Regions from separate parts of the Homo sapiens genome. Here region 2 is linked to region 1. A link is a loop called in an ENCODE intact Hi-C map of the cell type or tissue named here. Cell type or tissue: OCI-LY7. All regions are shown on one strand.

Evidence for each region. A loop is a pair of places that touch in the nucleus more often than their neighbours do. Peaks named below come from ENCODE experiments on the same cell type or tissue, not always from the same donor. Only the 100,000 strongest peaks of a DNase experiment are listed, where the experiment ranks them.
Region 2: it touches region 1 in a loop (10-fold over the local background); 7 of 110 quality-filtered maps call a loop at or near these places.

Annotation. Positions count from the first base shown.
Region 1 is chr2:127,450,927-127,455,926 of GRCh38, forward strand. It overlaps LOC124907884 (a long non-coding RNA gene), which reads left to right and starts at 4,733. Exons shown (of 2, transcript XR_007087229.1): 1 at 4,733-4,963. In OCI-LY7, CTCF peaks have their summits at 2,711 and 2,910; DNase peaks (open chromatin) are centred at 2,615 and 2,875.
Region 2 is chr2:127,322,005-127,327,004 of GRCh38, forward strand. It overlaps MAP3K2 (mitogen-activated protein kinase kinase kinase 2), which reads right to left. Exons shown (of 17, transcript NM_001371910.2): 8 at 4,683-4,813; 9 at 3,724-3,803; 10 at 2,170-2,237; 11 at 1,898-1,990; 12 at 42-248. Among named protein-coding and RNA genes, the nearest start is that of ERCC3, 30 kb to the left of the region's middle. In OCI-LY7, CTCF peaks have their summits at 2,849 (motif pointing right) and 3,077; a DNase peak (open chromatin) is centred at 2,857.

The DNA.
Region 1 (5,000 bases):
TTTTTTTCTTCAGCCTGTCTCCTTGCTGAGATGCTATTTTTTAAACATTTAATTTCCAATTGCTTGTTGCTAGTTCACAGACATATGACTGAATTTTGCTATTGACATTGTATCCTGCAACTATGCTAAACTAACTTATTAGTTCTAAGAATTCTTCTGCAGGTTCCATATTTTCTACATAATCATGTTGTTTGTGAATAAAGACTGGTTTATTCCTCATTTCCAAACCATATGACTTCCTTAAACGTTTAGAATTCTCTAGTAGAGACATCTTGGTTTGTAGTTTTCTTTGTGGGAAGGTTTTTAGCTACAAATTCAGTTTCTAAAAATACATATAGGCATATTCAGGCTATTTCTTCTTGAGTTAGCTTTAGTAGTTTGTGTTTTATAAGGAATTTGTTTAGGTTGTCAAATTTACTGGCATAAAGTTTTTCATAATATTTTTTGTCCAATATATACAGAATAGTGATATTCCTTCTCTTATTCCTGATCTTTTGTTTTGAGACAGAGTCTCGCTCTGTCGCCAGGCTGGAGTGCAGTGGTGCAACCTCGGCTCACTGCAACCTCCGCCTCCAGGGTTCAAGTGATTCTCCTGCCTCAGCCTCTTGAGTAGCTGGGACTACAGGCGCCCGCCACCACATCCAACTAATTTTTGTATTTTTAGTAGAGACGGGGTTTCACCACACTGGCCAGGATGATCTCCATCTCTTGACCTCGTGATCCACCCGCCTCGGCCTCCCAAAGTGTTGGTATTACAGGCACATGCCACCACGCCTGGCTAATTTTTGCATTTTTATTAGAGACGGGGTTTCACCATGTTGGCCAGGAGGTCTCGATCTCTTGACCTCGTGATCCGCCTGCCTCGGCCTCCCAAAGTGCTGGGATTACAGGCATGAGCCACTGCGCCCGGCCTCCTGATATTGTTAATTTGTGTCCTCTGTTTCCTGATCAGGCAGTGCTGTATTAATGAGTCAGATAGCTTCTCTGTGTTGCCCCTCTATTGTTTACTTCTTCAGGGCAGATTTCAAAAATCCACAGGCACCAAACTCAAAGTTTGACACATCCAATAGCTTCAAACGTAGCCCATATAAACTAATTTTTAGCCATTTAGAGCCTGTCTGCTTTGCATGCCCCATGAAACTGCACCCAACATCTGCTAGCCACAGACAAAATAAACCTGGTAGTACAAGATTCCAAGCCGCAGCTGCCCTTCAGAAATTGGATCCAGATACATGGTGCTGCTCAGTCACGTCATCTGACACATAAGCCCCTCCCTGGCAGTCCCCTCCTCCTTGAGTCCCCTACCCTCCGGTACTTCTGAGTGGCTATCCTGGGGCTGTAACCTCTGGATGGCCTCGTCCCTCATGGGACTTCCCTTACATGCCACCCTGTCAAAGTGTTGCCAAATAAAGCTCATCGTTTGCTATTGCTAAGTAATGGTCAGATCTTTTTTTCTTGGTCAGTCCTGAAATCCCCCTGTTGTTTCTGAGACAGAGTCTCACTCTGTCACCCAGGCTGGAGTACCGTGACATGATCTCAGCTCGCTGCAACCTCTGCTTCCTGGGTTCAAGCGATTCTCCTGCCTCAGCCTCCTGAGTAGCTGGGATTACAGGCGTGCACCACCATGCCTGGCTAATTTTTGTATTTTTGGTAGAGACGGGGTTTCACCATGTTGGCCAGGGTGGTCTTGAACTCCTGACCTCAAGTGATCCTCCTGCCTCGGCCTCCCAAAGTGCTCTGATTACAGGCATGAGCCACTGTGCCCAGCCAGTCCCAAAATCCCTTGAACTCGCTACAAGGGGTGGTGAAGAAAGGGGAGGGTTTTGGAAATGGTTAAGAAATTGATATGGGGGCCGCCCAGCCAGTAGGACAATCAATTGGCAAAAGAATCCTGGACAGTCCCAAGTGGTTGGAACTCAGAATTTGGAAGCTTTCCACTCAGTTTGTATAGCACTGCTGTGTGCTCTATGGCACTCTATATTTGTTTGGTTTCCCCCAGACACTCATTAGCTTGGGCAAGTGGTAGCACCAGTATTTGAATGAACCCACACACTGGAACTGATCTTTGGGGCGGGAGGTTTGGGGTTGCCCAGGAGGGAGGTCAGTCCACCCGCCTGAGTCCTCCACTAGGCAGTTGCTGGACATTATAAGACATTTGGGCTTGAATAGTAAAAGGGGAGGATGGCATGTACCTGCACTGAGAGCAGACTACCCCTGACTCCCTAACAGTGTCCTGTTGGTTTAGGGAACTCTTAGAGAAGAGGATGCCCTCATCCCTGGAGACTGTGATAGCAGGTGAATGAACTGACAAGGCAGAGACATCAGGCCAAGGCTGGTCTCCTAAGCACAGCTGGAGCGATACCTCTGCTGCTGGGACCTGCTGTGCCCAACCCTTGTGCTAAGCCAGCTAAAGCATTACTTAAAGTGACTAAAGACAAGGAAGGTCATATCCCTGACCCTCGCAGGACTCTGAAGATGGTGGCTGTCCTACTGAACAGGTGCTCCAAACCACGAAACACGGGTCAAGCTCTATTGCTTCTTACCAGGATGCCGCTGGACAGGAGGCAGGGGCTTGAACTCCCAGGAAGGAAGAGCCTGAGGGTAGGACCCTGTGGAAGAGGACTGGTGTCCTCTAGAGGAAAGGCAGAGTGACAGCACCATGACAGTGATAAGTGGCAATCAATCCACCATCTGCTTTGCCGGTGACCACAGCAAAGTAATAACAACTGAGAAGACAAAAAGGGAGGACCAAGAAGGAGGGGACAACTCTTGCCTGGAGGAGAAAACATCTTCTCTCTCGCCCTGTGGCCCTGTTTCTCCTAACCCAGGAACCAAAGACAAAGGGGCTGGCTGGCTGTCTAGAGTGTTCTGGCGGGGAGGGAGCTCCACCTAAAGGGCTGAAACTCAATGGCTGGCTGCCCCAGTATGGAATGGAAAAATGGTGTCCCTGCAAAAGCATCCTGCACAATTAGTGAGGAAGGTGGGAATGACCCCCAGCGAAGGCTTTGGACCCTGGCCCACAGATACCTTGTTGATGGGGATTTTTAAGGCTTGGAAGGCTGCTGACCCTATGTTAGCATAGGGTCTTAAGGGTTTGGGCAGACTGTCAATGGAAAATGTTAGCTGAGGCCAAAGGTCTTGGTCAGCTGGGGATGTAGAAGTGGGCTTATCAGACGACAGGCTGAATGCAACACAATGGTGTGGCAAGCCCTGAGCAGCTTAAGGGAGTCCTGACTCCATCTGCTTGTTTCTTAGGAGAGCTTCCGACAAAGTCCTCTTCAGGGGCAATGATACTAATACTAAGACAATTCAAGGGGCCATAGCTGCCTGGACTTACTGGAAACTTAGAAAAGACAAACTCAGAGTGCTGCCCATGAATTCTACAAACAACACCCTACCTGGCCTAAATCCAAATTACTATGAACAGTAAGACTTCCCCTCTCCTAAGCCAGACAAGCTTCCTACAGCCAGGCATCTCCTTAAATGTGAACCCTGCAATGAACAAGAAAGGTTACTTTGGATCCTAAGGAGGGGGGCGCTCAAGATTGGATGATCTCTAGTAAATTGGTTTAACAGTTCCAATAATTACTAGGGTTAGACGACAATTCTCAGCAGGTGTCTCCTCTGGAAACAGCCCCTCCTTCATATCTGGCCGTGTCCCCCATACGGATCCAGTGGTCCATGTTCATGGAAAACAGACCCTTCTGGTAGACAATCGCCCTTTTACCTTTCTCCACGTTAATAGTAATCTGGGCAGGGCGCAGTGGCTCATGCCTGTAATCCCAGCCCTTTGGGAGGCAGAAGTAGGTGGATCACTGGAGGTCAGGAGTTCGACACCAGCCTGGCCAACATGGTGAATCCCCATCTCTACTAAAAATACAAAAATTAGCTGGGTGTGGTGGCAGGCACCTGTCGTCCCAGCTACTCAGGAGGCTGAGGCAGGAGAATTGCTTGAACCCAAGAGCGGAGGTTGCAGTGAGCCGAGATCACGCCATCGCACTCCAGCCTGAATGACAAGAGCAAGACTCCGTCTCAAAAGAAAAAAAAAAATAGTAATCTGGACTCCAAAAAATAAACAACACTGGGTGACCAAATCTCATATTACAGGAAATGCTCATGCTTTAAAGGGATCCGTGGACTTTGTACCCTTGCTTGAACTAAGTCAGCGTGACAGGCTGTAATCCTTCCAAGGGGAATGGTTTGGGAGGATTAATTAAAGGGATAATTACCCACTTAACTGTTAGTATTGGCCTGGTTTTGCTACAATGTGCACCCCATTATTGGAATGGATCTCCTCAGTCACTATGTAACTCACGGAACAAGCCCAAGTCTTTCACGCTATTGGTGGGTGCCAGGGGTGAACTTTCCCCTCGTGGTGCAGGTGGTAAACATGCTACCTTACCGCTGAGGCGGGGCATGGAAGGATTACTGCCTGTCACAGCTCACTTAGTTCAAGCAGGGGTGCGAAGTCCACAGGCTCACCCCCACCCTTTCTCAGAGAGCTGGTTTCATATGGCTGGATTCTTTTGTCACAGTCTGCATTTCATCCTAGGATTGTCCTGATTCCCTAAATGAATTGTATTTTTTTGAGACAGGGTCTGGCAGCCTCGAACCCCTGGAGGCTTAGGTGATCCTCCCACCTCAGCCCCCAAGTAGCTGGGACCACAGGCTCAGCTAATTTTTACTTTTTTTTGCAGATATCAACCTCTCTATGTTTCCTAGGCTGGTCTCAAACTCCTGGACTCAAGCAATCCTCCTGCCTTAGCCTCCACAAGTGCTGGGATTACAGGCATGAGCAACTGCATCCGGCTAAACAACCTCTCTTCTTGCAACACTGTTTCCTTGTGAGCTCATTAACATGCTAATTACCACATTCCACAGGAAGATGGATTACAGAGCAATAAGACAGGCTGGGTTCACCCTGGAACGTGACCAGTAGTGACAGCCTCTAACAATGACACAGGTGGGGACCACTATCGGAAGATGGAGATTCTGGGGAA
Region 2 (5,000 bases), 130 kb before region 1:
ATTCTGCTCTACATTTCACTATACCAAGTTCTATTACTTACAACGGCTGGGTGGGCTGATGTCCATTACGGTCAAAGTAGGATTGTCTATGTCACTTCCCCTTCTTCTTATTCGACTATCATCATACTCTGGGGTAAAGATACTGCTTCCACTACTAGTGCTTAAGGAATGATCAGTAGGACTGAAACTCACAGGAGACCGTAAGCTGGTCCCCTGGGTCCTTCTAGCTCTTGGAAAAGTTTTACGACCTAAAAAATGAAAAGAGAATGACCTTATACCTTTTATTAATATGTTATACTTTTAAAGTATTTAAAATTTGTAATGTAGAGAATAGAAATTTGTCCTGTGACTAGGCTAAGAAACTCAAATAGGAATGATTGGGTGGGAAAAAATAAACAGGATCTGAATACAAATTCAAATAATCTCTTATGATAAAACATGTATGAGTGTGCACACAGAAACATACACACACACATCTTAAAAAGGAACCTCCTCACTTCTGGATAAAAAGGAGGAAAAAAATTTACTCTCATTTCCAATAATGATTTTAAAATCTAAAACAAAGATGCAGAAGTTCACAGGTAGTAATTTTTTTCTTTTCTTTTTGAGATGGAGTTTCACTCTTGTTGCCCAGGCTGGAGTGCAGTGGTACAATCTCGGCTCACTGCAACCTCCGCCTCCAGGGTTCAAGCGATTCTCCTGTCTCAGCCTCCCAAGTAGCTGGGATTACAGGCGCCCACCACCATGCCCAGCTAATTTTTTGTATTTTTAGTAGAGACGGGGTTTCATCACGTTGGCCAGGCTGGTCTCATACTCCTGACCTCAGGTGATCCACCCGCCTCGGCCTCCCAAAGTGCTGGGATTACAGGCATGAGCCACCGCACCTGGCCAGTAATTTTTTTTCTTAAAGGGATGATGTAAGTATCAATCTCATCATCAAAGAGTAATTTTCTAATATCATTTAAAAGTTACTCCTTTTGGATGGGTGCAGTGGCTCATGCCTGTAATCCCAGCACTTTGGGAGGCCAAGGCAGGCAGATCACTTGAGCCCAGGAGTTCGAGACCAGCCTGGGCAACATGGCAAAACCCCATCTCTACTAAAAATACAAAAATTAGGCCGGGCACGGTGGCTCACGCCTGTAATCCTAGCACTTTGGGAGGCCAAGGCAAGTGGATCACTGGAGATCAGGAGTTTTGAGACCAGCCTGGCCAACATGGCAAAACCCCATCTCTACTAAAAATACAAAAATTAGCCAGGTGAGAATCGCTTGAACCCAGGAGGTGGAGGGTGCAGTGAGCAGAGATCATGCCACTGCACTCCAGCCTGGGTGACAGAACAGAGTGAGACTCTGTCTCAGGGGAAAAAAAAAAAAGAAAGAAAGAAAATTACTCCTTCTTGGCCAAGTGCAGTGGCTCACACCTGTAATCCCAGCACTTTGGGAGGCTGAGGCAGGAGGACCGCTTGAGCCCAAGACTTCAAGACCAGCCTGGGCAACATGGTGGGACACTGTCTCTACAAAAAAAATTTTTTAATTAGCTGGGTGTGATGGCAAATGCCTGTAATGGCACACACCTGAACTCAGGAAGCCAAGGCAGGAAGATCACTTGAGCCCAGGAATTTAAAGTTACAGTGAGCTAAGATCATGCCACAGCACTCCCGCCTGGGCAACAAAACCTTGTCTCTTAAAACAAAAAATTATTCATTTTCTTTTAAGGGATAACCAAGTCTTATAAGTTGTCATAAAGCCAAAATGCCCATTATACTTTTGTTATAACACAATTCCTCATATTTTTCTAATGGTATTAACACAAATATGAGGTTTTAAAAAATTTTTGTATTTATTTTTGTTGTTGAGATTTTTTAACTATTCTTGTGGTCTAATTGCTAGAAACTTACCATCATTATACTCTTGATGATGATATGAAACATGATACCTTCTTGGATATGTTCCTCCTTTTCCAAATTTCTCAAAGATAGGGTTATCATAGTCTGTTAAGACATATAAGATGGTTATCTTTTATTTAAAAAAAAAAGTTAAATATTTCTAATGATGAAAAGCACATTTATAAATCTTTATTTGACTTTTCAAAAATCCCCCCTCTCCCTCCCAGCCAAAACATTATCCAATGACATAAACATTTAAACATTTAGAATTTATAAAGTCTAACCTGAAAATTCCTGATGATTATCTGGGTAGCTCTGAGCCCTAGGCATTCGTGATTTTGGATAGCTCTCTCTATAAAGAAAAAACATCACATTAAGTTTACAGAAAGAACGTAAGACATTAAAAAGAAAATCTTTGAGCAATATCTATATCTATCTGTGCCTCTCTGTATGTGTTTGTGTAAAGGAGCTCACTTTGAAAGGTTAGCATACCTAAAAAAGAAAAACTACACTTACTTGGTACATGTAGGCAAAGAGCATGACTTAAAATTAACCTTACAGTACAGTGGAAGAATGACGTATTTTGGAATCATTAGGTGTTTCTAAGCACTGTGTTTCAATCCAAGCTCTGCCACTTAACTATGTAACCTTGGCAAATCACCCTTCTGCATCAACAAAAAAGATAATTTCCAACTATTCAAGTGTACATAAGTAAGGTATCCAGGATAGTGTTTTGCAAATGGTAAGTACTCAAATATATAGCTTTCTCGTTACTACTTCCCTGAATTTCTTAAATGTCTACCTTAAGATAGACATTGACACAGACAGAAATTTCATATACATGGATAAAAGAAACTTAAATGTGCATTCCCACGCAATATTAGTTATTTTTTTCAGAATTTGCTTTCATAAAGCAATTCCAGAGAGGATTACCAAGAATACTGTCCTATTGAGACCAGGAGGGGGAGCACGTGTAACAAAAAATTCACATTTTGCAACTTTATCCTGCTCATATTCCTGAACAGCTTTTTCACAAAAGTACTTAAATTTTTGCCTACATGTACCAATGTGACACAGTGGGCTACAATTTCCAAGAATTTAAATTATTTCTAATCTGGTGCCAGAATGAACATAATCCTGAACAGGTGAAATAACTCAGGAAATTTCCAAAACCAAACATATTAATGTAAAAGTTGATAGCACTTTTCATAAACACAGTTTTAAAAGTAAATGTACATAAATTCTAAATTTGATTTGCCTTCAAACACACAATTTTGACAAGCAGGAATACTCAAACTATTATAATCAGATTTCCTTTTAACTAACAAAGATACTGAGTCCCATGAGGTAAAGGGATTTATCCACACTGTGCAAAAATTCATCTGCCGTCATCATACACAAGTACCAATTCTATTCCTCTGAATGTAGCACAAAAAAGTTACTGATAATTCAACATTCTATCTGTATGAATATTTACTCATATCTATTAAAAAAGAAAACTACAGTAAGCTGAGCATGGTGGCTCATGTGTGTAATCCCAGCGCTTTAGGAGACCAAGGCAGGAGGTTCGCTTGAGCCCAGGAGTTCAAGATCAGCCTGGGTAACAAAGTGAGACCCCCATCTCTACAAATAATACAAACAAAATAGCCAGATGTGGTATTAATAGCAAATGCCTTTGGTCCTAGTTCCTCGGGGGTCAGAGGTGGGAGGACTGATGGAGCCAAGGAGGTCAAGGCTGCAGTAAGCCGCATTCACGCCACTGCGCTCCAGCCTGGGTGACAGCAAAACTCTGTCTCAAATAAACAAATAAACCCTCCAAAAACTACGATAAACATTACCCATCCAAAGGACTATCAAGTGATGGACAACTTCCTGAGCCAGAATTTTCAGGGCTGCTTAAAGATAATGGATCCAGCATCTAGGAAAAAAAGGAGTTCCACCATGATTCAATTTGATATAACCAAAAGTTGCTTATTAAAAAAACCTGCCTTAATTAGACATACTTCATGTAACATAAAATTCACCCATTTAAAGTATACAAGTCAAGGCTTTTAGAATACTGAGAGTTGTGCAACCCTCACTCACAATTTTAGAACAATTCCATACTCAATAGTGGTCACTCTCCAGAGTTACTCATTTTCAAATGTCCCTTGTAAGCAAGCCACGACTTCAAAATTTCCTAAGAGAAAAATATTCTTTCTCTATAGACTATTGACTAAATAATTAAAAGCTACAATATTTCACACTATTTTGCTTACTGAAAACTGAACAATGGCCCCACCCAAACTGAGACTAATGACACTATGACTATTACATTATTAGAAAATGTAAACTACTATAATAGTGTGAACATATAATGCGATGCAATGCAATGTTAAGGGAATAACAGCAACTCCATGAAAACATTTTAATACTATAAAATTGAAGTATTTTTTAAATGTTTCAGAAAGTTCACAAACCTCAGTTTCACAAAGGTAAATATTTGTAGTTTCATTCTATCTTTCAAATGTTTAAAAAAAAAATCTGGCTGTTAAATTACAAAGCAAATGCATTATCATTCACTCACTCTCATTCATTCACTTATTGAGCAATATAAAACCAGCTGTATTCCAGCTTTCTTTATACAGGCACATGTAAATTAATGGGCATTTTCCTATATTTTTTCTATTTTGTTCAGTTAAGAAGATATGTAATTAGAGAAGAGATAATACACACACACACCCAGTTACGTGCCAAATCACACTGACCCTGACAACATCTCTTTAAATTAAATTTAAAAAATCAAACTTTTGCTTACTTGGTCCATGCTCTCTGGAATGAACTCTCCTTCACTGTTGATACTAGTGAATGACCCATTCCGGGCAACCTGGTGTAATTCATCTGGAATGTAACCTGGGGGAGGAGAACTTCTATCTCTACTAGTAGGACCTCAAGGAAGAAAAATAATGTAATTTATAATTATAGGCAAGGGAATCAAGTTTTGTTTTAAATAGGCTATATTTCTGAATTATATCATTAATAATTTCAGCAAAAGAAAATTCAATTTTTATTAAAACTTATCAGAACATTCATTTGTAAATCTTCAAATGGCTTTATAACCTTTGTAAATTCCCAC